Regions from separate parts of the Mus musculus genome. Here all the other regions are linked to region 4. The links are chromatin loops, found by intact Hi-C in ENCODE. Cell type or tissue: left cerebral cortex. All regions are shown on one strand. Region 1 overlaps Add2 (adducin 2 (beta)). Region 2 overlaps Add2 (adducin 2 (beta)). Region 3 overlaps Add2 (adducin 2 (beta)). Region 4 holds the start of Add2 (adducin 2 (beta)).

Evidence for each region. A loop is a pair of places that touch in the nucleus more often than their neighbours do. Peaks named below come from ENCODE experiments on the same cell type or tissue, not always from the same donor. Only the 100,000 strongest peaks of a DNase experiment are listed, where the experiment ranks them.
Region 1: a loop joins it to region 4, with 2.8 times the contacts of the local background. A loop is called at or near these places in 4 of 42 quality-filtered maps.
Region 2: a loop joins it to region 4, with 3 times the contacts of the local background. A loop is called at or near these places in 4 of 42 quality-filtered maps.
Region 3: it touches region 4 in a loop (3-fold over the local background); 19 of 42 quality-filtered maps call a loop at or near these places.

What each region holds. Positions count from the first base shown.
Region 1 is chr6:86,116,931-86,124,930 of GRCm38, reverse strand. Add2 (adducin 2 (beta)) reads right to left here. Exons shown (of 16, transcript NM_001271857.1): 16 at 522-6,454. The coding sequence ends at 6,150. Among named protein-coding and RNA genes, the nearest start is that of Tgfa, 74 kb to the left of the region's middle. In left cerebral cortex, a CTCF peak has its summit at 4,600; a DNase peak (open chromatin) is centred at 4,929.
Region 2 is chr6:86,098,490-86,106,489 of GRCm38, reverse strand. It overlaps Add2 (adducin 2 (beta)), which reads right to left. Exons shown (of 16, transcript NM_001271857.1): 8 at 7,771-7,914; 9 at 5,237-5,335; 10 at 1,832-2,008; 11 at 186-443. Among named protein-coding and RNA genes, the nearest start is that of Add2, 74 kb to the right of the region's middle. In left cerebral cortex, a CTCF peak has its summit at 7,296 (motif pointing left); DNase peaks (open chromatin) are centred at 4,218, 4,834, 7,265, 7,866 and 2 more places; H3K27ac peaks cover 5,904 bases.
Region 3 is chr6:86,082,293-86,090,292 of GRCm38, reverse strand. Add2 (adducin 2 (beta)) reads right to left here. Exons shown (of 16, transcript NM_001271857.1): 2 at 7,480-7,581; 3 at 4,249-4,465; 4 at 3,251-3,389. The coding sequence starts at 4,431. Among named protein-coding and RNA genes, the nearest start is that of Add2, 58 kb to the right of the region's middle. In left cerebral cortex, a CTCF peak has its summit at 4,601 (motif pointing right); DNase peaks (open chromatin) are centred at 2,289, 3,228 and 4,596; H3K27ac peaks cover 4,543 bases.
Region 4 is chr6:86,024,430-86,032,429 of GRCm38, reverse strand. It overlaps Add2 (adducin 2 (beta)), which reads right to left and starts at 3,749. Exons shown (of 16, transcript NM_001271857.1): 1 at 3,484-3,749. In left cerebral cortex, a CTCF peak has its summit at 3,761; DNase peaks (open chromatin) are centred at 3,428, 3,677, 4,248, 5,599 and 6 more places; H3K4me3 peaks cover 4,192 bases; H3K27ac peaks cover 4,600 bases.

The sequences.
Region 1 (8,000 bases), 93 kb before region 4:
CATACCCAGTTTCTTATGAAGGTGCTGGGAATTGAACTCAGGTCCTCATTCTTGTGTGGCTGACACTTCACCAACGAAGCTATCTCTCCCAGTGCCTTTTTGTATTTTTTTTAGTAGAGGTAGAAAAGGGCAAAATGATGTTTTCCCTCTTCCACTCTCCACCCCAGCTTCACACCCTTCACTCTTTTAGAGGCGCTCCTTCTTTCCCTCACCCTCTGCTACTGTAATGTCTTCCTCCATTCTGGCCTTCACACCCACAAATGCAGGGTCTGCTGTCTCTGTTGCCCCCGCCCCCCATCCACTGCAACCCAGCTCTTGCAGCTGCGCTGGAATCCATCTAGTCTCCTCCTCAGAAACACTGCCTCCCCTCCCACACCAGAACTCAGCGATACACGTGTCAGCTTTCTATATGTGAAAACAGGTTAAGTTCCCAGTGTGACCTACATTTCCATACATGAGCCCCCTTTCTAACTCCCACCTCCCCAGGAGCCCGAGTAGCCAACAGAGATGGGTCACACACATTGGGAAGCCAAGCACATCTGGTTTACTAGGGTAAGATCTGCAGGTGAAATAACGGCACACACAGAGAAACCCACAAGCAGAGTCCACCCCAAACACAGTCAGACACCAAAGCAGCAAAAGGCCTTTGGAAAGTTCTCATGAAAATCGAAGGGAAGCTTTGTTGCTCATAGATTCAAACAGAAAACCATATAAAACCAACCCATAAATATATATATTATATATGTATATATATAAAATTGCAAAATAAAATCCAAGAGCCTAACCACCCAACTGCATCTCAGTGGCTCCATGTGTTAGCATAGAGAAAGGCAGAACCATTTGTGGGGATGATGTGTGATCTTGGGGGAAGAGTGGCATTGTCACAGCACAGAGTACTACATGGAATCCCTGTGGGAAACCTCACAGTACTAGGAAAAGCCAAACACAGACAGCCTATGTACAAGGGAAGACAGTAAGTCATACGCTCATGTGACGATTGTCAGACAGACAGTTCACCAAAACCACCCACAGCATTACTTACGAGACACTGCACTCCCTGGCCAGCCTGGGTTCCTGTGACCCTGCATCCCATGGGTCCTGTGAGGTACCCGAGCCCCCTTTCTAACTCCCACCTCCCCAAGAGCCCCAAATATCCAACAGAGATGGGTCACACACTTTGGGAAGTGTTAGGGACTCATCACTTCCAGCAGTTCAAAAATTTATAGAGGACAATCCTGTGGTATGATTCACCAACAGAGACCCACAGGAGCAAGATGGCATGGAAATGAGGCATCCCCAAATGCATTACCATCTTATAAGGGTTCCTGATGTGTCTCAAGTGCGACCCCCTGGGTTTAGGTCCAACTGCCACCCTGATTCATATTAAAGGGGTCCTTAAAAGATACACAGGATGGTTTGTGGAGGGAGGAGAGGTTAGACCCTTCTCACCATCCCCTCAGCTCCTGAGATGTCATTTCTACCCAAGAGCTAGGGAAGAGCCCTCAGGGTCCAGCCTCCCCCTGGGGGGGGGGGGTTAGGACAGGGTGGGTGAGGGGAGGAGCTGAGGACCTGACTCCCATGGAAGACTGCCTTCTCAGACTCCCATGGAAGACTGCCTTCTCAGGCTAGCCTGCGCCTGAGCCTTCCCAGCACGAAGAGCCTCTTCTATCTCTGACCCTATGTCCTCAAACTGATCACCCAATTTATGGGAGAATCTTGGAGAATACAGGAGCAAATGGTTCTTACAGATACATGACAGCATTTCTGCTCACGTCAACCAGTGCGGAGGCCCTGTTAGCACAAGGCCAGGCATCTGTCACCTGGTCACATTGCCATCCCACAGGGGCTAGACTCAGGCACTGTCTTATGATTGGGTGGCTCAGAGCAGTGCCTTACAATGGAGAATGTGAGAGACTCATGGTCCTCACCCATGTCAGCACAAAAGTCAATTTGGCAAAAGTCTAATGTCACCCACATGTGAATGAGGCAGAATGTGGCTTCTTCCATACTTTCTAGGGTCACCCAAATACTGCTTTGCACATTGTTCCTATGAAAAGAAGCCTGCCTTCTCCAGGGCACTATCAGTGCAAAGACTATGATAAAAGGCACTTTGTCCACTGCAGTAAATTCCACTGTGTGGGATCCCCACAGACTTCTGGACAAGGTGGCTTCCCCAGTGGGGGGCAATTGGGTGCCTTGGGAACAGAGCTTTATATGTGGCCTCTTGTTTCTGACAGGAAGAGCACTGCATCCTGGCTAGCTAGGGCTCTGGGAAGTAATCACAGTACTATGGGTGCCTCTTCACCTTGGAGAAAGAGGGTGTGCATGCAAAAACCACATACACGTGTTTCATGAATTTCAGTTGCCTCTGGACCCTTCCTTCTCATGTTAAAGCACCCATCTCAGGCATGAATCCCTACTGCACTTTAAGCTGTGAGGTGCCTCGTCCTTTCTGTGGGAAATGAGAGTGGGTATCTAGCATTTTGTTCATTTCTCAGTCTTTCTGAATTATATGGGATCATAGAGAGTTCGGTTGGGCTTAGTGACAAGCAAGGATATAAGCCTCATGGTCCCTCTGTCCTCAGTGGATGGCAACTATGCCAGGAGCCCATGGGTATTTGTGGAGCAATGTGTGTAAAACGAGCACAGGGATGGGTGTTTCAATAGTCCTGTTTGGCTGTCAAGAACTCATGACATTTGGCCCAGAACTAAGACATACAATTCACATTTATGAAAAGGCCTGGCACACTAGTCTAAATAGGGCTGTGTCCTGTCCTTAAACAAACCTTCCCTACTATGTCCAAACTTAGGTCTAGCCATCCACACTCACATCACAGGAGCAAATAGAATGGTTCTTACAGATCCATGACAGCATTTCTGCTCACGTCAACCAGAGCAGAGGCCCTGTTAGCACAAGGCCAGGCATCTGCCATCTGGTCACCTTGCCATCCCACAGGGGCTAGGCTCAGGTACTGTCTCATGAGTGGGTGTCTCAGAGCAGTGCCTTACAATGGGGAATGTGAAAGACTCATGGTCCTCACCCATGTTTCTCAGGCCCTCTATCCACAGAGCAAGGACTTCACACTCATTCCCAAGTGTTGGCCAGCTCTTCCCAAGGTTTAAGAGGGAACCGACCTTGGGTCAGCTGAGAACAGGCCAGCTTCAGGCTGTGGTGCAGAACACCTCTGGGCAGGGGTTTTTGTTTTTTAGTTTGGGGGATAGTCGCAGACCACAACCACTCCCAGTGTATGACGTCTAGCCATCCACACTCTAGAGGAGTGTGGCTTGTCTCTCTCTTTAGCACTCTACAGTGTGTAAAAATAGGCTGTGGAAGCCACTTTACTCTTCCGGTCAGCTGGTCACACAGTAGCACCAGTTCAACCCTCTGACCCTTCTCTGTAGGAACTACAGTGGCTCAATGAGAAACAAGCCCTTAGCTTATACGATCCCTCCTCACCAGTCAAACCTCGAACCAGTGTTTGCAGAGCCAAAGGAATGTCCTGTGTGGGACACACAGCCACTTCTACAGTCCTCAAGGCTGTGCACACCACATCCTTTATGTGCAAGGGAAGAAGAAAATTGATAAAATGTCTTTACACTTCTCCGGTGATCTAATCCGAAAGAAAACTGGGGTCTGAGGCTGAGGACCCAGCAATTTAGCTCAGTAAAAACTTCTTCAGGTGTTTTAACCATGCAGTAGGGGGGAATACAGCCTGAGAGATGGCCAGCAGCCTCCCTTGTACACACTCCCTCAGCCACCAAAGGGACCCTACAACACACTTGTGATTCTACCCTAATTAACAGTCCTCAGTGTCCAGAATGTGGTAAAATTCAGATCTCTCACACTGTCTACAAGGGTTCTTAAGACCCAGGCCTGCTCACCCGGGATGTGAACCACTCCCTGTCACCTTTTACAAAATGCTCTGGCATGGCCCAGAAGGACACAGTGTGGAGTCCCACGCTCCCACATCTATCTGCCTCTGTTGACTTTTTTTTTTCCCCCAGAAGTTCCTCTCTTTTTAAAAAACCAAATCAGCCATCAATGATCTGGAAGGATGATGCTCAGGGAAAGCTCTGACATTTTAACCTAAGCAAGCTCCGGTGCTACATAACAGGGATGGGTAAAGAGAGCTCACTGGACAGAGTCCACAGACCAACTTTATCTCTCAGCACCGGCTCACACAAATGCCGCCTCTGCAGGGTCAACTCTTCTCATCTTTTTAAAAGTGGCTGATAAAATGGATGCCTAATGAATGCTGAGAGAGAATGAATGAATGAATGTGAAATCTTATTTTTAAGAAGGCATCTCCTACAGGAGAGTAGAAGTCTCTGAGCATCTGTACACAACAACACTGAGTTGTCTCTCATTAGACTTGACCCAGCCAGAAAGCAGAGCAAAACAGGGTCTGTGCAGCAGCCCCAGATCTGCACCAGCCTCTCAGCTCTGTTCAAGAGACAGCCGACTGTGGTGGGATTTCCTGCTTCAACCAGAGGGCTCAGCTCTCCCTTGTCAGAGGCAGAGACATCCCACCATCCACAGCTGCCTGCACCACTGACCGTGACCACAGGTGGCCTCTCTACCTTCATCTCCAGTGCTAATACTCCACAGCCAAGACCAACTGCGGAGATGGCTAATGGGCCAAAGCCATTGTCCATTCATCACAGCTGGGAAGAGGCAGGACTTGGCTCAGACAGTCCTGGGTTCAAACCGAGTCTTCGCATCCTGCTCAGTAAGTCAGTTATCCCTGAAAGGGTTCAGTTGAGAAGGCAGAAGGGAAAGCCCGCGCAGTGCTTGTAGACACATGTGTGCAAAGTGAAAACCGATGAGCTAAGAAACTTCCAAAATACCTTTACAATGATCAGGACGAAAAAAGAGAAACGCTCTTTGAAGACACTGTGCTTTAAGGAAGATGGATTGTCTTGGAGCCAGAAGTGTTCACTAACCAACACTCCTCCTTAGGAGGATATGGGTGGGGAAACCAGTGTTGGCGTTTAAAATAACAGCTCTGCCTATTGCCAAGCTTCAGGATGCAAGAGAGTGATGGGCTTGGGAATGCCAGCCGTGTCTTTAAGAGTTGGTGAGAGAGAATTAACCCCAAAGGACTCATTTCTGACCATCCTCTCCTGTACCCTCTGACTCAGAGTTGGGACCCAAAAAGCCAAGGTCAAGATGCCAAGAGCAAGATTTTCTGGTCTGTGGGCAAGAGCCCTTGGGGATGTGGGAAGGCCAAGGGACACCTGGCTGCCAGGCAAGAGTGAGGCAGATACAGCCCTGCATAGCATGCAAAGCCAAAGGGGTATCTGACCTCCTCACACAACTCAATGCCAGCAACAACAGATTTGGATGTCCCAGAATTTCTTCCCTGAGCATGAGACTTCTTAAGCTACAGCTGGGTTTAATTTTTCAGCCTGTGAGAAGCACAATACAGACAGATCAGGCTCCTGGGCTCATAGATTGGTGATCCCCCTCTCCCCCCCCCCCAACTAGGCGACTTAGCTTGCCCTCTATCTGTTGGCTCTTAGAGTTCTTCCATCCATCACTCACTCAATGGGTTCCATGGAGAAAGCTCAGGGTTAGTGTTTGGAAAAGCGCAAGCTAAGCCATCAGCCTGGGGATCAAAGATTAACTTCTATTGGCGGGGACAGATCAGTCTGCCTGGTTACTTTGAGCTGGGGTTGTGGGGGGGCCAGGGACCCAAAATGGAAGAGAGAAGCATGGCTTCTTGCTGTGGAGATTGCTCCATCAGCAGGAGGCAGGATTCCTGGGAAGAGATGGACCTTATTCAGAAGAAACCTTGGTCTGTGAGCATCCATGACCTTGCCTGGTGTTTGGCCTTCCTACCCTGGGCTCAGGTGGGCAGGTGGTGTCCTAACATAGGCAGCCCAGACTAGGCAGTGTTGAAAACAGGGCAGAGCATGACCATGGCCATGGGAATCAGGAAGCTCAAATCTAGGGCAGGCTCTGCTGCCAACTAACTGTGACTATGGACAAGACCCCTGGTTGCTCTGGGAAGGCAGGCTCTAAGTTCCCCTCTGAGTGTGATCCCAGGACCTCCTCCATCCCTCCTTGGCCCTATGTTCCAGGGGCAGAGTTGGGAGAAGGGTAAGGAAGGAGGGCAGGGATGCAGCAGGACCCACAGAGCCACTAATCAGGATTCCACCTTCTCCTTCTTCTTGCTTTTCTTCAGGAACGAGGGGGTTCGGAATTTCTTTTTCTTTTTGGAGGGTGACTTAGAGGGCGAGCCCTCTGGGGACAAGGGGCCACTGGTAACTGACTCGGTTTTGTCCTTGTAGCTGTCGCCATCAGTGTCAGCGTTGGTGGTCATCTGGCCCAGTCCTTTGCTGAGGGCCTCTTCTACGCTCGGCTCCTCCTCCTTCCCATTCACCACCAGCCCTTCTGGTTTCACTGGCTCAGGCTCTGTGTTGGCTTCGCTGACTTCTGTCTTCTTGGTATCTAGGAAAAGACCAGAAGACCCAACCTGTAAGATTTCATGAAGGCGAGTGTTCAACAGAACCACTTCTAGGGAGGTCTGGAGCCAGGGAAGTGCAGGCTGGCATGGGGTGGGAGTAAGGATCCTGGAACAGAGGAGGGGTGGCGTTCTCACCTCTCACTACCTGCCTGGGGAACACCCATTGCGCAGGTGGTAACTCTGGGTCCTTGTCTACATTTTGAAATATATGTTGGTTTTTGAACAAGCATTTAATTCACTGTGAATGAGGAGGCCCACCCAAGAGAGGAGAACAGCTAGGGGCAGCATGGTTGTCTCAGTGGAAGCATTGTGATAAGCAGCCAGGTTGCACCAATCAAGACATGGTGATCACAGGTCTTCATACCTAAACAGCAGCAGGGAGCTTATGAACCCAGTGTCTCCCCAGGGGCAGAGATGAGGAACAGGAGGGACCCAACATTTCCATAATAGGATCATCAGTCCAAGGAGGTCCTTTCATTCGGTGGCTGCCAGGGCTCAGGTCTCTATTCTGCCTGGGATCACCAGGTCCCACACTTAAGGGAAGCATGCTCAGACCCCAGGCACTAAAGTCTCCAGCTGTCCCTTCTTCCCAACTATGCAGACTTTGAAAATCTTGTGTGAAGAGGAAGGAGGGGACTATAATGACACAGACTCTGAAACATAGAAAGTTAATGAAAGACTGCCTGGCTCCTCCTCCCATTTCACAGCCAGAACAGAAGGCAGCACACTTCAGGCTCAGGTCTGGGCTTCTCATCATGGGTTGAGAGGCCTCCTGGTGTGTGAGAGGTGACCATTTGAGTTTGGTATAGATTATATATGCATGCATGTATGTAATCTGTGAGGTAGGTGTGTGTGTGTGTGTGTGTGTATGGTTTGTGTACATGTGTGTGGTATGATCATGGGCACCTTTGAGTGGGAACATCACCACCAGGATTGGCACATGCCCTGCTATAAGGGAATGTGAGCAACAGAGGAAGGTGAAGCCAATGCTACAGAAGTAGTTGAAGAAAAAAAATATCCTAGAGTTCACTCCACAGAGGACTCTTGTGACTATAATCTGTGTGGATGGGGGTGAATGTAAAGCAGCCAGGACTGGCTGACTTAACAACCTGGAAAAGATCTTACAGTGAGATGCTTTCTTCCTCCTCAAGGTGACATGCCAAAGTTCTTCCTAGACCCCCCTGAGGGTGTGTCCCCTTTTAGTTTCAGAGACTAGCTGCTGCTTTTCATCCATCCAACTTTCAAGACTAGAGCCTGTCAAAATTTATAGTCCTGACTCCCAGAGCCTGAGCTCTGGTCCCCTCATCTCCATGTGCATTCCTATGACTGCCACCTGCCAATGTACCTCAAAGTCATGAATCTGTTAGGGCGCGATCCTCTCTCTTTCCTCTCCTGGTTCACCCCAAACTTCAACTTGGTCTCCTCAACTGTAACTTCCTCGTCCCTTCTTGGCCACCCCAGGTTGTACTATTTGGAGAAGGCCCTTCTTGCCTCTCTGTTCCCCAAGTGTAACCTTATATAACAGATGCG
Region 2 (8,000 bases), 74 kb before region 4:
CCAATCCTGTTACCCTCTGGAGAAATCTGCTCCTTGTGCCTTAAACCTCAATACAGGGGCACTAGAAAGGGGTGTTAGGGGCCCTGGGCCTGAGCACAGCGTCCAGGAAGGTGGATGAAAACTGTGTGACTGGCCTCCCATCAGTGCAACCCTCCCCATTCAGGCCAGCCCCACCTCCCTCTTACCGTGGTCTTTGGTCGGGGACTGCCCATGTTCCTCTGCACCTCGTCAGCCACGTTCACCCGCAGGTAGGTGTTGGGAGTGTTAAGCCAGCGGGTCTTTTCCTTCTGCTGCTTCTGGGCGTGCTGGCGCAGGGCGGGGACTGGGACTCCATCCTCTTCAAACACAAAGGCAGTGACTGTGGCTGGGATCTCCACTTCACTTTTGTGTTTGGTTTTCTCTTGGACAAAGGGGTGGCGGTACGTATAGCCTGTTCTGTAGCCCTAAGAGGACAAAACAGAACCAGGTGCTGGAGAGGACAGAGGTCTACACCCAGACTTGTCAACCCCAAATATCCACCAGACAACTGAGCAGCCAGGCCTAGGTTACAGGGCTTTCAAGTTGAGATGGGCCTAGTCACTTAGGCTTGTCATCCCAATTGTTCAGGAAGCTGAGGCAGGAGCATGACAACTTCAAGGTCTGCCTGGGCTACAGAGCATGCACAAGGCTAACTGGGTAACTTAGTGAGCCTATGTCTCAAAGTGTGAACAAAAAGGCTGGGCAGTATAGCTCCTTGGTAGAATGCCTGCTTGGTACATGTGAAACTTTGAGTTTAATTCTCAGCACACAAAAGTTTAAAAAAATAATGAGGTCTGCTCAATGCTCATGATTTTGATGAATTTGTAAGTAGTATTGCTTTTGATGATGATGATGTATAATTTTGCAGTGCTGGGGCCTAGCACATCATGCAATACCAGACAGTCTATACTGAGCTAAACTTCCAGTGTCCAATATGTTTTTAAAGTAGCTAACATTAAGATACAAACAACAGATTTAAAATCATAAGTGTGTGTGTCCTTATATACATGTGCATGTGTACACATGTGTATGTGTGCTTGCAAGTCTTAAAACTGGAAAGAGGACCATGATTGGGGGAGGAAGAGGTCTTAAAGGAGCAAGACACAGAGAGTGATGTATAATGCCATGTGAAAGCAGAAGTGGGGACTGAGAAGGGATGAGGGACAACTAGAGGGACAATGGGTGGGGCCAGTAGCCAGTTGGGAGGAATGAGAACTGTGTAGAAGGCTATACATGTGTGATATTGCCACGAGGAAACCCATGCTACCTTACACATTAGTTTAAAAAAAAAAAAAAACTCAAGTTACTTATGATAGTAACTTGAGTTGTATAGAGCTGGTGGAAGTGCTGGCTCATTCACAGCACCTTTCTCCAACATTCACAGTGAAGTCTGATCGGGTTAGAGCCCTCCTTTCTTTCTTCTCTGAAATTTTAAATAGAATTGTCTGCTTCTCTCAAAGCTCTGAAACAATTCCTATGGAAGCTAGCCGCAAAGGCCTGGTGCTTCGTTTGAAAACAATGACTCAGCACACAGAGCCAGGAGTCCCCTCTCACCACCAAAAGCACATCTCATTGCAAATCCATCCCATGGAGAGCATAGGCAGACGTGAGGATGTCTCAGCACTTAGCAGAGGGAGAAAAGGCAAGTACTGGAGAAAGTGCAGCTATTGTTCAAGTGAACACAAACTCAGAGGCCTTCACTAACTAAACCATGACAGAGGTGGTTCTTGTGCATCCCCAGTGCTTTCAGATGTCTGGCTATGGGGGCTCAGCTTCCATGGAGCGGTCTGAAGGACAGCACCAAGACACTCACTAAATTGTCCAGCATCCTCATGAGGGCTTCAAATTCATGCTCTCCCAGCCGGCTCTTCTGCATGGGCCCGAAGGTGCTGCCGGCCCACTGCACAGAGCCCACCTCGTGCGGCCGGTGTTTCTCTTGCTCCAAGAGGATGAGGTTCTCAGTGCCCCCAGCACTGGACAGAGCCGACACCTGCGGAGAATCAGCACACGGGTGTGTGGAGTCCTTGAAACTGCTGTGGTGTGCACCAGAGGTCAGTGGGGTCACAGAGAACTCAGGCTCCAGAAAGGCCTAGGGAACTAGAGGAAGATATCTGAACACTTGCGGAGCATTCATTGTCATGGAGCACAGCGTCAGTAACCCCTCTGTGGGCTCGGTTCCCGGAGAACCCAGAGAGGAAGAAATAACAAGTGTTAAAACCCTGGATGAGACAGCACAGAGGACCGAATGCTCATCATCCCAGATACAACACACCAGAGAAGAAAAATGGTACCTAGGATGTAGCACCCCAGAGAACTAAATGGTACCTAGGTCATAATGCCTCAGAGAAGAAGAGGGGGCAGTGCAGGTGGCTTCAGGCAGCACACTTAACAATTAGGACAGAGGTGTGTGTACAATGTGGGCAATTTAGATTAACCTTAAAAGCATCCACACATCTAACCTCCACTCCCAATTTGCATCCCTACCATTCAGATGTCCTGAGTCAGGTTTGGGTTTTTGGGGAGAAAGAGAGAGGTAGAGCTAAGCCACGTTGACACAGCAGTGTGCTCACACCCTCACATCCGAGAAGACTGATGTCTGCACACAAGCTCACTTATCAGAGCCATACTCTGATGATCTAATCTGCAGTGCCTGATGTTTCAGGATGGGTTGAGAGTTTGGGTTGTGGTTTTGGTGGTGTTTGTTTCAACCAGAGATAAAGGAATCCATTTAGTTTACCGACAGATGCAGGCATATGAGCTTTGAGCATTCTCCTGCACCAATAGACAGCCCTAACCCTGCTTAGTGGAGGTCAGCTCATCAGACTTCCTCAGGCGAGCCCCATCACCCTGGAACAGGAGGACACCACAACACTTCCCAGTGCCTTTATACTCAGGATATATGTATGCATGTCTTTAACTGTCCCCACTGTCCCTTGATGCCCTGGAGAGACAGTGCTAGGGTGTGTGTAAATGATAGGCCTGAGTGGGTACCAGGCTGGCTGGGTGTGTTACACCACCTCCTCACCCTGTGACTTTGGGTAGCTATTTAGCATCTTTGTGTTCAGTTTCCACATCCATCAAGTAAATATGGCAATGCTCTACCTTGTGAGGAATCTCTTAAGGTGATGGTAAGGCATCTATAATGTTCTGCAGCCTCAGGTGCAGCACATGGATGCTACTGCTAATTTAACACTCTGATAATGAAAGGCAGTCTCCCTGGGACTGTTTGTTAATGGAGAAGGAAGAAGGGAGAGAGCACCCACAGCCTTGCCCAAGCTGCCTCCTTCCATCTCTTCTTCCAGCAGTTTCCATGGCGATGGGTAGCAGATGGGGAAGAACTGCCTGTGCCTCCCATCTGCCTCTCAGTGAGGAATGACCCACTTTTTTCCAGAACTCTAAACCAATAGGCAAAGAATATACTGTGCTCAGGAGAGCAGAGCAGGCGCCTAGGCTTGGACCACAGACATGGCCACAGTCACATTCCCCTGTCCACCAAGGTCACTGAGGGAGGAATCAGGGCCCTTGGCGGACATGAAGCTTCAGAGCTGGCTACCAGAGTGCAATCCTGGCGGTAGCTGCAGGCCTTGACCCTGCGCTCACTGATGCCTTAGTCTTTGCTTCTGCTCCTCCATGTCTTCTAGTCCATCCCCTCCCTCTAGAAGCCTCTCCATCCATAAAACTGATGAGGAGACACTGGCCCTTTCCTGGGTTGGTTGCCAGAGGGACGTGGGAGAGCAAAGACACATCAAACTAGCCCTGAGCAGGTGACAGCAGCCAGGAGGCTGTTATGACCAGAACGAACAGCTCTGCCCTATGGCTACAGGTCAGGGGGTTAAACTGCCCAGGGGCCACTTCTGAGGTCTGAAATGGGAGAAGACGTTTCACTGTGTAGGGGACACAGCAGTGACTCTCCATTTGTGCAGAGTGCTGAGATAGCTCTGGAGAGAAGAGCTTTTCCTGTGTGCTATTTTCTCAGGGAAGCTTCTGGAAAGGCGTGTTAGGGAACCCTTTTCAGTTCAGTATGAGGAAAGGCAGAGAGAGTCTTCCCTTGATCATGAAGGCTCAGCCAGTTCTGATGCCAGTCAGTAGCCAGATCGGTCAGAATTCTTAGTTGAGGGAGAAGGTACCACATCAGAGACATGACCTGGATCCAGGCCTCAGAGTCTAATTCTGAACACTGCTGTTTCTTGGGCGCCTCACCCACTCCATTCCACGTAACATTTATTCATCTCCAGACTTACAATCGTCTCTGCAGCACTCCACTGTAAGGGTACCACAGGGCTCTCCCACCTCCCTCATGTGGCAGGGCTGAGCTGACCACAAGTGACACTGAGGGAGGGAGCGACCCTTCCTTCAGTGCTGTTCTGCCTGGCCCGCCAGAGTGAGGCAGGAGGGCACCACGTGGGACTTACAGAGAGCTGGCTTGTCCTAGAACCGCAGCCTCTGTAGTGTCACCACCTCTCCTAGCCTGGAGAGGCCATTCCTCCCAGTCAGCTTTGACCCATGCCAACATGGAGACAATCGGCTTGTAGAGGGCACATCTCTGCCTCAAAGGTACACAGCCAGGGCTGGTCATGAATCTATCCAAGGCTGGATGAGCACACCCCTTATCCCACCAACTCGGACACCACATTGTACATGCTCTTGGCTGACCCTCACCACAGAGCTGCCTGTAAACCAGCATTCCTGGAGCTTCATGGGCTCCAAGGTCATTGACCTTCCCCAACTAACTGTCCCTTCCCAGTGAGGGGATTGAGATATGAGCTGGCTCCCTATATACCTTTAAAGGGTAGCTTGGCTGTTCGGGTTGCCATGACAACACTGACTGGCTCACTGTCGCTCCTCTTTCCATGCCTGCCCATGTACAGCCTGCTCTCATTCCATCCCATTCCTTGGCGAAACGAGAGCACCCTTTCTCTGTGTCCCCTAGTACAGCTTGGTGCAACAGCCACATCAGATGACCAGGTGTGGCTTCTATGTGCCTGGTGATGGTTTCCCCCATCCTGATCTCAGGTCCCCTAGATTTGAGTAGTGCCAATTAGATGTTGTGATGGTCTTTCCAGAGTACAGATCCCATTGTAAGCAGGAAACGGCAGGAGTGTAAGGAAAGCAGTGACAGGCAGGGTGATAAAGCAGTTTAGGAGGTCAGGACCTTACAGTTCCCAGGACCCCCATCAAAGCCAGCTCCTAAGCTCATTTCCCAGGGCACCTCACATACCTGTACCTCACACGCAGCCTGCAGATGGAAGACCTTGTAGAAAGCTTCCTCCACGGTGTCACCCAGGGCGACCATGCCATGGTTTCTTAGCACCAGAATCTGTGGAGGAGGAAAGAACCAGTCAAACCCGGCTTTGAAATCCCCCACCCCCCATCCACCAGCCAGCCAAGATGGATCCGTGGAGCAAGGTACCAGCCACCAAGTCTGAAAACCTAAGTTCACTCCCTGGAATCCATATGGTAGAAGGAGAGAGATGATTCCTGCAGATTGTCCTCTAAACTCAATATGAGCCATGGCAGCCTAAACTAACTCCCCTACCCAGGAACACAAACTAAGTGAATAAAGTAAAAAAAAAAGCTTTACTCCTAAGAGACTTTCATCTTACTAAGACCAAGTCCGTATACCAGCCTGGAGCCCCTCCACAAGCTTACTGCTCTTCCTCTAACCAACAACCCCACTGCTAACCTAAGGCTGGTTGGAGTCCAGTGCTCCCAACTGCAGAAGACAGAAAAGGCATTTTAAACCGATTAAGTGCAGCTTGAGTGACTGTTTTGGGCAATGCTTTGGTGGCTTAGAGAACTCAGAAGTCTGAAGAGGCTGTTGAGTGTTAGGTGAGCACACTCATTTGATGCTGAGTTAAGGGCTTGGATCTCAAAGGTAGCCTCTGCCAGTAAATTAGTTGACTTTGGTAACATCCAAGAGGATGCACTCTGAGAGGTGGCCCTGCAGAAACAGGCAGCCGTATTATCTTCTCTTTGGACCTCTGGGTTGTGCTCCACAGACTTGGCTCCGACATCCTCAGATTACCTCAAATCAGTTTTTCAAATGAGGACAGAGAAATTGGGAGAACTGGAAATTCTCCTGGCCAACTGGAGACAGACTCTGGACCAGACCTGGGGTTCTCAGGGGGAAAGTTTCTGATTTGGCTGGGCCAGTGAGTAAAAATCGTGAAGAGACCCGAAAGATGCTTTGATCAAGATCAAGATTCCCCAAAGGTCAAGTTCTACTTCCTTCCCTGAAAGAAATGCTCATGGTTGGTTTGACCCTCAGCAAGCTTGAAATCAGACAAAGCCAAGTGGGAACTGAGGCAAAGCTCTATGCATTCAAGCTTCCCTGCAGAGAGCTGAGGCTCAGGCTCAGAGCACCACATCCTCTCTAAGAATAGATGAAGTTCTTTCCTCCCTAATGCCAGAGACTTAGAAGGAGCTCAGAGTTCAAGAGCATAAACAGAAGCACAGGGAACATCCTCCCTTAGATTGCCACAGCCCACATAGGTGTGCTATTAGCTAACACTGCTGAGGACACCCTGGGGCTGCTAGGGCAGCAGGGCTCCTCCTCCAAAGCAGAGATGAGGAAGCAGGGGCTCATGAGAAGTGAGGCTGCCTCACAGCTCTTTTCCAGTCAGATGTGCTAGTAGAAGACAGTGCTTAGACTTAAGCCAAGCAACACTGCAGCTCTGCTCTCTTTTAACTAGTTGGTAACTAATAAGTGGAATTAGTTGATTAATACAGCACATGGATTTGGAGAGACTGTAGAGAAATAACCCATATATTAGACACAGGGAAGAAAGCAGAAGGGATAACCTTTTAGGGAGGCAATTGGGCAAAATGAAGTCAGACTTCAAAAGTGTATCCTCTAGAAGTGTCTAGGGGAGCCTCCTCAAGCCCCAAGGATTAGCTAAAAATATTTCCACCTGGTGGTATGAGTTGGGGTGGAAAGCAACCCCTGGAAGGCTCAAATACAGGGGACTGCTGAGTGATGGAGAGAACAGAGACATGCAAAACCATTTAGTGTGCATTGCTAGGCGAGAGAGAACTGATTTTCTGGTTTTATAAATATATGTGAAAAGTCTTAGAGAATGCATCAACATCTCAGAGCAATGTGGGAGAAGTGGCTTCAAAAAGCTTTCTTTCTAAAAAATAAAATAAAATAAAAATCGGAGGCTAGAGAGATGGCTCAGCTGTTAAGAGTGCTTTCTGCTCCTGTAGAGGAGCCAGGTTTGGGTCTGAGCATTTATGTCAGGTTGCTTACAAGCACCTGCAACTCCAGCTCCAGGGCATATGATGCCCCCTTCTGGCCTCCACATACGCTGCACATATACAAATCTTTTTAAAATGTCTACAAAACACGCCTTTAATCCCAGCACTCGGAAGGCAGAGGCAGGTAGATTTCTGAGTTCAAGGCCAGCCTGGTCTACAAAGTGAGTTCCAGGACAGCCAGGGCTATACAATTAAAAAAAAAAAAGTCTACAAAACAAATATTCTCCAATAAATACATGATGCCTTTGTGATGCTAATGCCTGTGTCTGTCTGTCTGTCTGTCTGTCTGTCTCTCTCTCTCTCTCTCTGTGCGCCCGTGCGTGTGTGCACGTGTGTTGAATCAGAGGTGAACACTGGGCATCTTTCTCAATTGTTCACTACCCGATTTTTGAAGCTTTTCAAAATTTTTTTAATCCTTTGAGTTGTCTCCCCCAGTTCTGTGACAGCGTCTGACAGTACCACTCCACAGCAACACCCCCGCCCCCAGAAACAAACCTTGCAGGTGGGTCCAAGGCACTTCTGCAAGTTGATTCGGTCAGCTTCCTGCTCCATTTCCCCATTGAAGTCATAGTAGGCCATGTCCCCCACCAGCAGGGCATTATGGGAGACCGGCAGGAGGCCGCACTTCATAGCTGACACCTACAGGAAAACAATAGTTGCCTAGCAACTACAGCCCAGAACCAGGGTGCCCTGGTCCTCTCTCCTCAGAGCACAGCAGGCCAGCC
Region 3 (8,000 bases), 58 kb before region 4:
ATTCAAGAATTAGTGTGTAAGACCTATGAATAAATAAATATGATTTATTCAATAAGGGAAACTGAGAACACAGTACAGTAGAAGCCAGCATAAAACCCAGCCACCACCCAGCACAAGACCTAACAATAAAAGGTGTATTGTAAGTCACCTCATTTTAAAGAGAATCCATCAACATAGATATTTTCATATAAAATATATGATCAAAATTTGCCAACACAGCAGCAAAATAAAAATTTAAATGCCAGGTAAAAACTGAAGGGGTAAGCATTAAGAATCTCTGAAAATGCTCTAGATCTGGATAGCTATGAAAGTGAGCTGTAAGCCTTTGAGAGAGATGTTCCTGCTTTGCTTAAACTCCATCAGGGCAAGGAGAAAAGTAGAGTCTCCCTGCTCATGATTCAAGTCATGGCTGAATGCCCTAGAGTGGACTGCTCACCCTCACATGAGAATATATGTGCTTAAATCCTTAACAGAAGTCTAACAGTAAGACCCACAACAGTGTATCAGAATAAGGAACTAGAGCCAAGAAGATGGCTTAGCTGGTAAAGAAGCTGCCGTCAAGAAGGAGGGCCTGTGTTCATCACCAATCACCAGAGAACCCACATTAAAAAAAAAAAAAAAAAAAAAAAAGCCAAGTATCTTGGGACACACTTGGCAATCCCAGCACTGGGGAGATAGAAACAGAAGGAGTTCTGGGACTGCCCATCTATGTGGTGAGTTCTAGGCCAGTGAGAGACCCTCTCTCAAAATATGTGGTGGGTTGCTCTGAAGGATCAACCTGTAAGATTGAACTCTGGTTTCCACATGCTTATATGTGAACTTGAGTGTATACACACACACACACACACACACACACACACAGGACCAGAGATAATTTAGAGCCTGGTATTCTGAGATCTGTCACTATAACTCATTGTGACAATTGCTCAAGGGGACATAAAGGGATCAGTACCCCAAATGCATAATGTTATTTCTCAAAATCTATTTCTGAACAGAAAGCTATGATGAGCTAGAAAAAAAGACATTTTCTCAACATGATAAAGAATAATGATCTCAAGTTCTATGATGACAGAATTTCCATTAAAGTCAGATGCAAGACAAGGATGACTACTCTCTAAATTATTAAACGTCATTCCAAAGCCTGAGGGGATATAACCAGAAAACTAGAAAAAATAAGGCCAAAGGCAAAATGCTAGCAGACTAAGGCAAAATGTCAATATTTGCAGACAATGTGATTTTTCTATATATAAAAACACAAGGCCAGAAAGATAGCTCAGAGGGGAAAAGTGCTTTGCTGCCAAGGGGCTTCCATGGTGGAAGGAGAGAACCAATTCTTGTGGGCTGACTTCTGACCTCCATATATACATATACATACACACACATACACTCACAAACATATGTATGATTACACACATACATACACACATACATACATACATACACATGCACATAAATAAATGAAATAATAAAATGATTTTAAAACTCAAGATAATGTGTACATGCATATTCAAGAAAAAGTTGAATAAAGATTCATTTATAACAACCAAATTATATATTATTTCCTGGATGGGCTTAAGACATCATCAGATCATATGAAAATAACTTGTAAGCTTTCCAGGTGGATATTACAGGACTAGCATAAACATACCTTGTTTCTCAATATTCTAAATCAGCTTTTGAAAATATTTTAAAATTATCTCCCACACACTAAGTAGAATATTCTAGAACCAACCATACACATTTCCCCCACAGAAACTATATTCTAAAATAAAAATAAAGAATTCCAACTCCTCTACCAAGTCAATCCCAACACAACTCCAACCAAAATCCTAGAAGGATTATTTTAAGGCAGAGGAGAATAAATAGAGCTTGACAAAGTAACTCCAAAATTACTTTATAGAATAAATTTGCCCAAGAGATTAAGATAAATTGGTGATTAGCTATGGCCCTTTGACCTATTATCTAGGCAGGTGGCCAGCAGTGGAAGACACAAAGGAAAATAACAGAGGCTCTGTTCTGTAACAATGTATTCTACAATATAACAAATGCTATGAGCAAAATTAAAAGTCAAAAGAGAAAATGAGAAATGATTGTAATATTTTTGACAGGTTGTAGGGAAATAGCATAAATTTATAAAGATTTAAAAACCTATCCACAGCCCACTAATAGGAAAACTGGCAAAGCATGGGAACAGACATTTTGCTATAAAAAAGCACAGATGAAGGCTTAGGTACAGCCTGTCTCAGGGGGAAGGGAGGAACAGCAACTAACAGTCTGAGCCGAGGTGGAAGCAGGGCCACGCCCACCACACTCTGTTGAGAGCAAGGTTGGCAAATCTCTTTCTCCGGGATGGTGAAGGGACAGAATCTGCTTTGTGCAATGCTTCCTAGCTCCTATTTGCATTCTTTCAGCCATTCTTACAATTTATCTTCAGAAGACAGTCCAAGCATTTCACCATTTTCTTATTATAATTTATCTTCAGAAGACAGTCCAATCATTTTGCCATTTTCTTATTATAATTTATCTTCAGAAGACAGTTGTGCGTGTAGCATCACATTTATTTACCAGGATGCCTACCACACTGTGCTCCATCATAGGAAAGAGATGAACACAATCTAAAACTCCAGTAAGGAATGATTGATTCATCAGCATGCAGCCACAAAAATTACTGCAGAACCCTATTTACAATGCAAAAATTTAGTTGATATACCATTAAAATATATCTTTTTCTTGCTTTCAATAATCTATCTATATTAAACCAAAAAAGATACATCAAAATATTGCTAAGAGTGATTTCTGGAGTTCTCAAAACACAACGAAGTGGGTTTTGGCTTCTCTTTCTCAAATGCGTCCTTAGTTGTGGTCATCACCCTATACATCTGAGTCATATGCAACTTCCAGGCTGTGGAAGAGCTGCAGTTCAGGAAGGGAGCCCACACACACATAGTCACAGCTCCTCTTACTGCTCAACGATGATCATCCTGGCTGGTCTCCTGGCTCCACTCACCTCTTCTCATGCCCTGAAGTCACCTCTACCCTTCCCACCCCTGGCATCATGAGCAATTCTCCTATGGGTCTTTAATTCACAGCAACATCAGAAGCAGAGCCAGGCATCTCTTTGCCCAGGCCTGCTAATGCAACTGCAGCTTGGCTATTGCCTAGCAACCAAGCTGCATCCGGCACTTTCTCCTCCCTTCCCAACCACAGCCCTCTTCCTCTGCTCCTGGCAGACACCCAGGCACCCACATACTCATGGAAGAAGCTGGGAAGACTGCGTGGGAGGTGCTGGCCATGAAGTCCGCGATCTGTCGGAGGGCCCAGATGTTGGAGGAGTTGTTGCCCTTCTTCATTTGCTCCTGGATGAGGCCTTCCAGCTCCTCCCTGAAAGACTGCAGCAGGCCAAGGGGTTGGTGCCCTGTTCCTCACGGAGGGCCAAGGGCCCAGCAGGATTTCACAAGACAGCGAGGCCCTACAGGTCCCCAGGGATTGGTGCCCAGCTCCTTGCAGGAGAACTAAGGACCCTGCAGGTCCCTAGGAGCTGAGCTCTGCACAGGGGGTGATCTCCACCCACTCCCTCCCCTCCTGCAGCCCCTTCACAGGAGGACTGCTCCTGCAAGTAGCCAGGGGATTGCTCTTCCAGCTCTTCAATAAAGGCCAAGGACCCTGAGGAATCCCCAAATGCAGGCTCACTAGGACCCCAGATGCCTCTTCAGATTGCAGGGTAGGTATTCAAGAAGACTCAGGTAAAGAACCTGGACCCCATTTTTTTGTGCGGTTAGTCCAGATTCCAGCTCCCTCCTATCTGAGCCACAGCCAAGGCTGTACCAGTCATGGCAGGACTTCTCTTTAGAGGGAATTAATCGAATGAGAAAGTATGCCCTCCCCCCCCCCACACACACACATGTTAGCACACCCAGGGCTCTTCTCACACATCTGGATTCTTACTGATTGGCTAGGAGGAGACGGAGAAGGAGTGGAGGGGCTCTGCGGTGCCTGCTACTGTGACGTACTGAACCTGTAAGCTAGCCCTAATTAAATGTTGTCCTTGTAAAAGTTGCCTTGGTCATGGTGTCTGTTCACAGCAGTACAACCCTAACTAAGACAGAGAAGAGATCAAATACCCACGTGGCCAGGCCCATCCTGTTCAGCAAGCCTAAACTGTCAAGACCCTGCGTGAGGGACAGGGAGACAGAGCCACCGGTCTTTTGAGTCTCTGGGAAACCAGCCCTCCCTGCCCTGCCCACTCACAGGGCTCTGCAGGATCATGGTGACCCTCTTCTTCTGCTCCATCAAGTTGAAGTCCTGTCGCAGGTCAGCTGCACGGTTGCGAAGTCGCAAGTACTCAGGATCATCTTCAGAGAACCGGTCAAAGTAGTGCTGCCCCTGAGAGGGTGGCGGGGAGGCCGCCTCGGGAACCGTGTCCTCGCTCATGGTCCTGCTAAGGCTTCAATCCACTCCTGGAACCCTGTAGAAGAAGGACAGGGTGAGCTACCAGTGGGCCAACTGCTTGCTGAAGCAAAGGGTGGTGTGACTCACCATGTCCTGTGGCTATTTGCAAGTGAGAAGGCAGGTCACCTCCTGGGATGATGACCCATAGGGGGCGCTAATGCACCATCAGGTTCTGTGCAAACAAGTGTCCAGTTTAATTGATCCACTGGGATGTCAGAGGAGACTTCCTAGGTGGAGTGTAAATATGGACTGCAAACCTTTTTGAGTCTTTCTGTGTTGAGTTCTTACAGAGTCAGGCAGGAGCCATTCAGATACACATGGGTACTTTAGTAAAATGATGAAGAGGGCTATGATGGGCCAGGGTGTAGTTAATAGTGAAAAGCACTTGCTCATCCAGGTCGTGTCTGGTGTCTGTGCCCAGCATCCCAAATTCTATAAATACCCTTTTCTTTTTGTAGGCCTCCTCAAAAGCTATGGTCCAGAAATTCACAAAAGAACACTACTTCCAGGAACAGGGGAAGCATCTCATTTGGTGTGGAGCATGCTAGACAACTCTACCCAACACCCTAAACCAAAAAACTCAGTGTTTTAAGTAAGTTCATGACCTCGTGTTGGGCCTGTGCTGTCCAGGCCTCATGTATATTCTAAATGGAGAGAGAGAGGCCTTCGGCTGGGGCCCATTTCAGGTGAGCAGGTCTGGACTGGAAATCAGTTCTATACTTTGAACAGCTCTGTCCCTTGACACCTGCAGGTGTTCAGTGGGTCTCTTCCCCTCTCTGCCTCATCTTATCTATCTCTCATTGAGGGGTGAGCAGAATGACCACTGGGCTCCTTCCAAGGACACTGTGCATCCATGCTGCTCGAAGCCAGCTCATCCTAGACCTTTGGGGTAAGAAGGAACGAGAAGACAGGTGCAGAGGACACAGCCCATCCAAGCTGTGAAGACATGGATGGGGCAGCAGAAGTCCTCCCATGGATCCTCCCCACTCAGATACCACTGCTCTCCCTGGTACCAAGACAATCTCCACAGCACTTTCAAAGCCCTGAACCTTGGATGTTTTTGAAATAGAACCAAGCAGCCCTGCCTTGTGCGTACCCTGGTATGATCATGGATACATGAACTACCTACATCCTGACACACATCCTTGTAGGACTCTAAGCCACCAGTTCCAGAAGCACCAAGCTTTCTGCATCCCTGTGCCTGGGATGGTGTGGTCCTGAGCCCTCCTGACTTCAGTCCATTCTGTTTACAGAAAGGCACTGGGCCATAGCTGCCCAGCCATGACTCTGGCCATGGTTCTACATGTGCTTCCAAAAGGATGGCTAACTCTGTCCCCATGGGACAGGGATTCTGTAAAGCAAGGCATCCTTTCTGCAACTCCATCCACAGTGCTGGTGGCGACTAGTTATCTAAAGATGGCTTAGTGGATAAGGGAGCAATACTGAAATAAAACCACCTGGGTTCAAATCTCAGCAACACCACTTAGCTACGTGGTCTTTGGCCAATTCACCTAACTGCACTGAGCAACAGTTAAAGGAAAGCAAAGTGTTTGTGAGTGTGTGTGTGTGTGTGTGTGTGTGTGTGTGTGTGTGTGTTCATCTTTAGTCTTACTAGGTGCCACTGAAGGGGTGCAATCTTCTGCTATTAGGAACTTGATAAGGAGAGTCTGGGATTCATCAGTAAGCAGGAGCACACTAAATAACCATAATGAAGTGTTTAGCTCAAGAAGCCAATTCAGTGTTGAGCTCTGTTAACACAAGGAGCACGGCAAGGGAAATGGCACACCACCCCAGAGACCACGGGGCTGTTAAGTTAGATCTCTGGGCTAGACATGATGAGAGCAAGCTTCAGAGATGCTGCCTCAGTTTCTGTACCAAGCTTCAAAACTCCTTTGGAACTTGCTAAATGTCTGAAGGATAGAACTTTCTATTACTCGTTCTGAGTTCCTTTCAAGGAAACCCAAGTTTGTTCTAAAATAGCTGAGCCCTGTGGTTCCTCAGACAGCGTCCAGGGTGAGTCTGGCCACCCAGAAAGACCAGATGCACGCACACATTCTCATCTTCACACTCTTGTTCTCTCCCTACCCCACCCCCACCCTCTCTCCCCGCTAGAGACTGAGTTCCGTCAAAGGACAAATGATCCACGCATCTGTGTTAAAGCTCCCTGATTTAGGAAACAGCTCTGTACACCAGGGCGTGGTGACCAGGACCACATGTTGGGAGCAATGATCCACATTAGACCCTGTGTGCGCATCTCTTCCACCAGCTGTCCCTGACTTTGTGCCTTTATAGTGAATCCACGATTGCAAACAAAGCATTTCTGGTGTGTTTTAGAGTCATTCCAATAAATTATTGGATCTAAGGAAGGGTTACAGGATTCCCTCCCCTCTTCATATGCTTCTAACCATGCCATACAGACATGAAGGTGGTTTGGGGCTCCACAGGTGCCCATAGGGGTCTTGTTACCTTAGGCATTGATTCCTTGGCAAAATGAGATTGTAGGTCCCAGCAACTTCTCTTCTCCACCATGATTTTTATACCCAGGCCCTCTCTATTGGTGGGTGCTACTGTCTTCATGTTCAGACATCCACTGAGAGGCTCATGAGGTCTGTGTTTACTCAGCTGGAACTCTGTCTAGCACTCCTCTGCTCCTTCCCACTGCCCCCAAACACATAGCAAGTCACTTTGTGGGATGAGAGCTTAGGCTAGTTTTCTGGTCTGGGAGTCAACTGGCAGAGGGAAACTACAGACAGATTTCCTGGGGGGGGGGGGCTGAGAAAGGACTTCCCACCAACAGGAACAGCTGATAAAGGGGGACAGAGCACTGGCTATCTAGTTTTCCTGGAGTCAATGTCTCTGGGTGCTGCAGAGGGCTCCAGCACATCTAAGGATGGGACCGGGTATGGAGTGCTAACAATATTCTATGTATCTCTCAGTCTGATATGGGAGTTCAGAGCAATATCTTGAATGTCTAGATCATCACTCTCAGTAAACTTCCCCTATGGTCTCCAAAAGCCATCGACCACTTACCAGTAGGCTGAACTGGGCCTGTCCAGTCTCTGTCTTCAGAGACAGGTCTTCACAATTAGGAGGGCTGGCACAGCCACACTTCACACAGCCAGGTAGGAACTGCTAAAAAAAAAAAAAAAGTGCAGACATCAGTACCTCGGCTTCACTGATCACCACCTAAGTCAGGCAAAGCTCTTTACCTGACTCATCCACAGTTGCTGGGAAATGAGTGTTTAAAAGCTAATCATGACCATTACCATGTTAAGAAGACTCTATTGCCTTTATAACTGGAACCAAACTTCCTTTAAGATTCCATTTGTTGCAGGCTGAGGGAAGAGAGAGGAAAGGAAGGAGACAAAGAAGTCAGGGAAGAAGGAAAGGAGGGAAGGCCTGAGAAGGAGAGAAGGAGAAAGAGAGGGGGAAGGGAGGAGGGAGGAGGAGGGAGGAAAAAGGAAGTGTGGAAGAGGAGGAGATGAGGAAGACAGCAGAAGGAGAAAGGGAAGAGGTTAAAAAAAAGGAGGGGAAGCTGCAGAGGGGGAAGG
Region 4 (8,000 bases):
CAAAACAATGGAAAACTGATGCCTCTGGTCATTTCTGTCCTCACTGTCATTTTCTGCACTTGACTGTGGCAACAGCAGCTCAGGCATGGCTCTCAGCACGCCTGCAAAACAATGCTAATAGCCCCAGAACACACAGCCACTTGAAGATAATCAGATATAATTTAAAATTCTGCTACCAAGCCACCCCTGGAGTGCCTACATAAACTGGCTGCCAGTTCATTTTACAGTAACAAAAATAGTCACGTTAGTATAAAGAATGTCAATCTGTGTCCCAAGACTGCCATGTGTAAATCTCATCCATTCTTAGGAAAACAACATCATACTTCGTCCCTAGTTGTTATCAGAGTGTTCTGGAGAACAAAGAGGCAAATTAACTGGCCTAAATTCTTACGATAGTAAGTTCTACCACCAGGTAGTTGGGCTCTACTTCCACCACCACACCCACTTGCCTGAGTAGAAGGCAGTTAACAGAAGTCAGTCCATCTGCAGTAATGGAAATCTAGTCCATTTATTTGAAAAATCAACAGGTACAACCTCTATATCACACTCTTACTGCAGCCGTAGCTACTAACAAGTGCTTCCAAGCTGGTCATGGGAGGTGCACTTGGCATAACTCTCTCACTGGCAGTAGTCATCGGGAGCTGATCCTCTGAGCCTGGCCAACCTATGCCCTGTGCAGAGCAGCCTCTTTCTCCCCTGTGCATTCTACTCAAGTTCCCCTCCCTTCACCCATGCTCTGACTCATCAGGCCTGTGCCCTGCTCTGACAAAACCAAAGCCCAGCCCCAAAACAACCTGGAACACATTTCTTATTAATCATTAGCTAAAATCATCACTAGGATAAAGTGATTCATTTTAGACACTACACAGATCCCTGGACATGTGAATAACCACAGAACACCAGGGGCAGGGGAGATCATGAGGTCAGATCAAGCCTACCAAGCTCACCCTGTGCCTGACAAGGAGAGAATGGAAAGCTTCGTCCCAAGTGCCGTGTCTGAAAATGGGGTCTTCCTGTCCCAGAGTACAGAGCCGCCCTGCTCCCCTGCTTCCCTATGGAAGTTGTCCTTTTTATATTCTGGTTGAATGGTGAGTTCTGTTTTTCTAGGACAGTGCTTATCACAACGTGTAATGATGCATTTGAGAGGTTCCTCTGTGTCTTCTTGCTTTTGTTGTGAAATGCTAACAGGGTGGAGTCCTTGGCCATCTATGTCATACCTCTTTGTTTCCAAAGTTCTTATCAAACCAGGCATCTAGTAGCTTCTTATGAATATTCACTGAATAAACAAATGTTTACAAATAAAACACAGACATCTGGGCTGGTTGGCTACCTTCCCCAGGTTTCTGGAAGGTTCCTCAGCTGCCTTTAATTCTATCCTGTTTCCTTTCTCTACACTAGGTTACCTTGTTATATTTTATGAATCCTTGTAAACTGACTCAAATCCCTTGTGAAACAAGGTAGGAGTTAAATAAATATACTTTTCCATGTCACATATATATTTAAAACCTTAACACAAATCCTCTGCCAACATACACACATACACACTTGACCATCTGTACACTTTTAAAAGAGCTGCAGTTTATCTGAGCCTTGTGGTGCAAGCCTGACATCCCATCAATCAGAAAACTGAGGCAGGAGGATGGTGAGTTTGAGGCCAGCCTAGGATACATACATGTTGAGAACTTATCCAAGAAAAAAAAAAATTTTAAGAAGCTGAGTTTTGCTGTCTCCAACAATATAGTAATGTTTGAAGTGGGTTTTACCCCGGGCCCAGAACCTGTGAACTAACAGCACCCGTACATGGTTTGGTAATGTATTGGGGATAAGCTCGCTTCTAATGAGACTGGGTGACTGGATGACAAAAAGAGAACATGGGCTGGCAACGAAACTGTTGTAGATTTTGGATCAGAAAATGATTAGCCTGTGGGTTTTCAAAAAGTATTGTGCTTCTTTCACAGTAAAGAGTTTGTCACTCCTTGTACCTTAGGTAGGGAGGACAGAGGGAGCTAGGCAAGGTCCTGGTCCACAGGTACTAAGAACATCTGTCCACTTTACATAACAAAGGACAAAAGGTAGGCATACTGTGGGGGCGCTCAGTGGTACAGCAACTGCGTAGTGTGTTCAAGGGTCCCATCTCCAGCACCACAAAGTAACGATTTGAAGAGAGCAAAACTACTCAACAGACCTACCCTCTACCACCAGCTACAATCTCCGACATGTTATCCACATGCTAGCAGGAAGGGGCATTGCAAGTCTAACATGTTGATTGTTTTCTGCTTCCATACTCATTTCAAGCACCTTTATTCCAAGTGTTGGGCCAGGTATTCTTTTCATGAGGGAAACATAACTTAAAAACCACCCATGCAATGACAGTTCAAGGCACAAGTTAAACACATGACAGGCTCAGCCAGCTCCAATGCAGTCAAAACTACTCTCTTCCTGTCCTTTGCTCTAGGAAGGATGTAGGACTAGCCCTTTCTTACCCATTAGTCCGAAATCTTAACACAGAAACCTGAGATTTGATTTCTATTATTTATAAGCTTATTTGAAGCACTTGGTTCTTCCTTACGAACTGCCAGAGGAGGAGTGGGCATGAAGAGGTGGCAATGTGTGTCATAAAGACAATTTTTTTTTTTTAAAGAATTTGACAGAGTGTGGGTGAGGCTTGTTTTCTGTATGTTTATCTATTCACTTCTGGCAGAGGATGGAGATGGAGGGTAGAAAGGAAAGGTGTCTGAAGAGCCAGACAATAGGCCGGTTGCAGGCCTGACTGGCATCCTAAAGCAGCCTGCCCTGCCCTGCCCTGCCCTGCCCTGCTATCCTCTCCCTTCCCCCAACACCTGGCAGGCTGTGGTTGTGATTTCAAAACAAGTAACTGCTGGACCCCTGCCTTCTGGACCCGGGACCCAGAATGGCCTTCTCTGCTCCTCCCTGGGGTGCAGAAGGGGAGGGGAGGAGACACAAGAGAAAGAAAAGGTGGGCGCTAAAGATGAACTCGCTGGTAGTACCTCCTCAGGGACAGCGGCCTCCCCTACTCCACCCCCAAAGCTTTGGGATAACATAAAAACGCAAGCCCTGGGTGCCCAGGTATCAATCTCCCATCCTGCGCCATCTGCCCTGCCAGCCCCACTGCATTCAGCCAGGCAGGCGCATCCTATGAATCTGGACCCCAGAGCGCCTAGCTGGGCAGGCGCACATCCCGCGTGGATCCCGCAGGGCGGCGGCCCGGCCGTCTCTCCGAGAAGGCTACACCTTCTCGGTGTAGCAGGCATCACAGACCCTGAATGCCCATGTCCGCGCGCAGGCCCATCTCCAGAGCTCAATGTGACAGATCCGCAGAGCCGCAGGTGTACCCAGGCGTCCGCTCCTGCGCGGGCGCAGCCACTCCCAGGCTGAAGCTGAGCTCGCTGTCATTCTGTGGCTCCAGCACCCCGGGGATCCGCCTGCCGTGGCGCCCACCCTGTTCCTTCTTTGGTGCCCTACCTCGTACTCTGCGGTCTCGCATCCATCCCCAAATTCACCCAGCAAGGCTGGGCAGCGCTCCTCGACTCTGGGATCCGCTTCCTGGACTCACAGCTCTTCCGCTGCGTGGCGCTTCCCGCGCATCCCACAGCTCGGGACAAAGGCCCTAGATCCGCGTCCCCGAGGCGGGCGCTGCAGTCAGAGTCAAGTCCAGAGCCCGCGGGAGGCTGGAAGAAGTGTGAGCTCCCAGCAGTGCGTGATGACAAAGGGCCGGGCGAGTGCGCAGCGCCCCCTCCAGAGCCCGGCTTGCTGCAGCGTCCCCGCCCGCGCCCTGCAGCAGCCTGGGCCAAAGGCAGGACCTGTCCCTCAGGAGAAACCCCAGTAAGACACACTCTGCTCTGAGTTTACACTCGGGGTGTATTTTATTTTGATTTAGGGTCTCAGGACATCTTGCCTTTGAGAGGTAACTTTCAGTGCTGCTAGCTAGTGACAACTGGATGACTAAACTCCAAACCAGATAGATTGATCCTGATTCTAATTCTGACCCCATCTTTAACTAGGCTGGGGGCGCACTGCTGTAACCTAGACAGCCTCTGCTTCCTCTGGCCCCTTGTACTTCTCTACCCTATCCCCTACTCCCCTGGAGAGACCCCAGTGGCTGAGTAGGGAATCAGGATTCATCTTCAGATCTGTCACTCCCCAGCCTTGTGACCTTGAGGATAACTCTGCGAGCCTGTTCTCTCCTGGAAAATGACCTGATCTAATGTATTTGTCACCTGGGCCTTTTCTAATGGTTGGGACAGGATTCTTCAAAGCCCTTGGAAAGCAGGATGTTGCAGGCAGTCAGGGCCTTACACCTCCATCCTGTTTCCTCCAACTCCATGTTAGTCACTCCCAAAGCTCTGAGAAATACGCCTGTCAAAACGTTCAGCCTCCAGAAAAACCTCTAGCCACTGAAGAAGAGCCCTGCTCTCCTGACATTCCCAACAGCAACCCTTTGGATTCCAACACAGTCAGACAGTACCCAAATCTCTGAAAGTGGTCCAGGAATGGACATGTGTGTACACATTGGTGGGGGCATGTGTGCATGTGCACATGAGTACATGCATGTACAGAAGCGAGAAGTTGATCTCAGGTGTTCCTATCGCATTCCACCTTATTTTACAGCATCTTTCATTGATTATGGAAATTGCCATCTTGGCTAGGCTGACTGGTCAACCAGTAGAACAGACATAGAAACGTGTGCTGCTATGCTTGGTTTTCACATCCCGCTGGGGATCAGGTCTCAGGTTCTCATGCTTGCCTGGCAAGCATCTCACCTACCCACTGTCCTAGTGAGTTTTGACCCGATCTAAAGCAATGATTCTAAGCATCCTAATGCTACATGACCCCCAACCATGAAATCATTTTGTAACTATAATGTTGCTATTGTTATGAGTCATATGTAAATATCTGATATGCAACCCCCATGAGGGCTACAACCCACAGGTTGAGAACCACTAGTCTAGAGTCATCTAGAGTTGAAGAATTGCTCAGATCAGACTGGCCTGTGGGCATGTCTGTGGGGTGATTGTCTTGATTGTTAATTGGTATGGGAAGGCCCAGCCCACTGTAGCCAGCACAATTCCCTAAACAGGTGACCCTGACCTGCAGAAGAAAGCCAGCTATTAAGTATGAGCCTGACTGACCCATTCAGCAACCTTTCTCCATGGTTTCTCCTTCAAGTTCCTGCTTGAGTTCCTCCCTTTACTTCTCTCATAGACTGTGACCTGGAAGTGTAGGTTAAACAAACCCTTTCCTCCTTCCTGGGTTGCTTTTGGTCACGGTGCTTATCATAGTACTACAGTGAAACAGAACGTTCACCAAGCTATGTCCTTCAAATAGCTTAAACAAGTACTCTGGTAGTTCCTTTGTATACAGGCTTGTGAGAATGGCCATTCTAGGGCTCGTCCAGTGGTAGAGTGCTTGCTTGAGATACATAAGGTCCAAATACTCAGTAGTAGAGAGGTGGGGTGGGCAGAGACTATTAACATGAATAGTCTCTCAACAAAAGCCGCTACTGCTGCGCTGTGCAAAGATCCACCACCACAAGCCCAGAACAGCCCACAGGCATGCCGCTCAGATGCCAGGATGACTGATTCTTTGCAGTTCTCCCAAAACCCACACCATGATCCCCACACCTCCTCCACCTCCACAGCTTCTCACACGTTTCTGTGTCTTCCTCAGATGCAGTCATGGTCTCTCTTACTCTGTGCCGAAATCTGACAACAGAGCAAGTCACAGGGGTGAACTCTTGCCTCTCTGGTACCTATGTCTAAAGTTCCACAACCAAGTATGAAGCAGTGTTCCCTGTCAGAACTCCAGGGAAGCTGGGAGCCCCCTTTTAGAATTCCATGAAGTGGTAGGTAAGGCAGGCTCCTTTCCTACCAGGCTGCCTTCCTCAACAGAATCTCCACAGGGAATCAAGGACCATTTCCTAAAGCCTCTCAAGCCAACTCTATTACATTCAAGTGTCTCCCTTTAGGGCACTGGTCCCCCCCAAACTAACAGCAGACCCTCCTCGGACCCCAGCACTATCCAAAGGCTTCATGCAACATTTTCCTCACCCAGTCCTCAAAAGACCTCCAAGAGATGGGCAGAATTATCATCTCCTCTTCACTGGAGAAACTGAGACAGAGTAGATAGGTAATTTATCCAAGACCACACAGCTAGTACATGGCAGAGCCAGGGTTCTAAGCTAAGCACCCTGGCCCCTGAGCTTGTGATGGCCTCTACTTTCCAGAGGAACAAGAACGGGTGTTCTGAAGCAGAACTAGAAGCTAGCTGTTGTAGATCACGTCTGTGATCCAAGCACTCCAGGGGCAGAGGCATGTGGATTGCTGAAGGATTGAAACCACACATTTGAGACAAGCCTGAGCCGCATATCAAATGCAAGGCCACACCTCTTCCAAAGGCAGAAGTGGCAGAACAAAGTGGAGAGACTAGCTCTCCTTAACTCACTCAGAAAGTGATCCTCCTCCTAACCCACCACAGCATTTTCAAAGCAGAAAAAAAAAATATGTGGCCCTCTTCTCCTAAGGCTTTGGGACTTGTTCAAATATCTGATAGGAAGCAGGAAATACATCAATTTTGCACTGGCAGCCTGTGAGATCCCACTGATGTTGCAGGCATTTTTGTTCAATTTCCAAACTCATGTTGAAACCCAATCACACATAAATATTGGAGGTGGTGTCAGCTGTCACCATGAAAGCCCAACAATGCCTGGCCCTTCTTGAGCAGGGACAGAAGAGCTCTGGAAACCCCAATCAGAACTGGACACTGCAGCTAGGTAACCCCAGGGGGACAGATGCACTTTAAAAGTTGATTTTCTAATTTTCAGATTTGCAGTAAGATAATTTTTCAACTCTAAGTCTTTTGAGCATCTCTGTCAGCAAGTGGCTAGAGGGAAGGGAGACAGCAGGCAGCAGGTGCCCAGCACTTTGTTATGGAGCTTCTAAGATAGCCTCAAGGGTTCCTGTCCTCCTGGGATTCATCATGAGCTGTTGGCAATACTGATTTGCCTCTAACCTAACTTTTCAGCTAAGATGGTGGAATGTTGTCGGTCTCAGAGTTTCTATTGCTTCGAAGAAACACCATGACTAAAAAGCAAGTTGGCGAGAAAAGGGTTTATTTGGCTTACACTTCCATATTGTGGCTCATCATTGAAGAAAGTCAGGACAGGAACTCAAACTGGGCAGGAACCTGGAGGCAGGAACCATGAAGGGGTGCTGCTTACTGGCTTGCTTCAGATGGCTTGCCCAGTCTGTTTATAGAACCCAGGGCTACCAGCCCGGGGATGACACCACCCACCATGGGCTGAGCCCTTCCCCCACTGATCACTAATTGAGAAAATGCCTTACAGCTGGATCTCACAGGGGCATTTCCTCAGCTGAGTCTCCTTCCTCTCTGATAACTCTAGCTTATGTCAAGTTGACACACAAAACTAGCCAGCAGTACACTGTCTTAGGGTTTCTATTGCTGTATAAAACGCCTTGACCAAAAGCCACCTGAGAAGGAAAGGGTTTGTTTCATCTTACAGCTTGTAGTCTACCATCTAGGGAAGTCAGGGCAGGAACTCAAAATAGGAAGCTGGAGGCAAAGGCCACGGAAGAGCACTGCTTACCTGTTTGCTCCCCATGGCTTGCTCAGCCTGCTTTCTTATACCACTCCAGACCACCTGCGCAGATGTGGCATCAAGCCCAGTGAGCTGGGTCCTCCTACATTACTTATTAATCAAAAAGGGTGGGGGGCACAGACCAATCTGGTAGGGGCTTTTCTCAACTGAGGGTACCTTTTCCCAAATGACCCCAACTTGTGTCACATTGAATACCAACCACTACAGACACCATCTACGGCATTAGTCATAAGAGTCTTCTCTTGTGGCAGACTCTCTTGGTTGCCTTCCCAGCATGTGCACTTTTGTTAAGTAGACATATTGCGAAGGCCTGCCTGGCATCAGGCATGGAGGTAACATCAGACCATCACCAGTTATTAGCAGA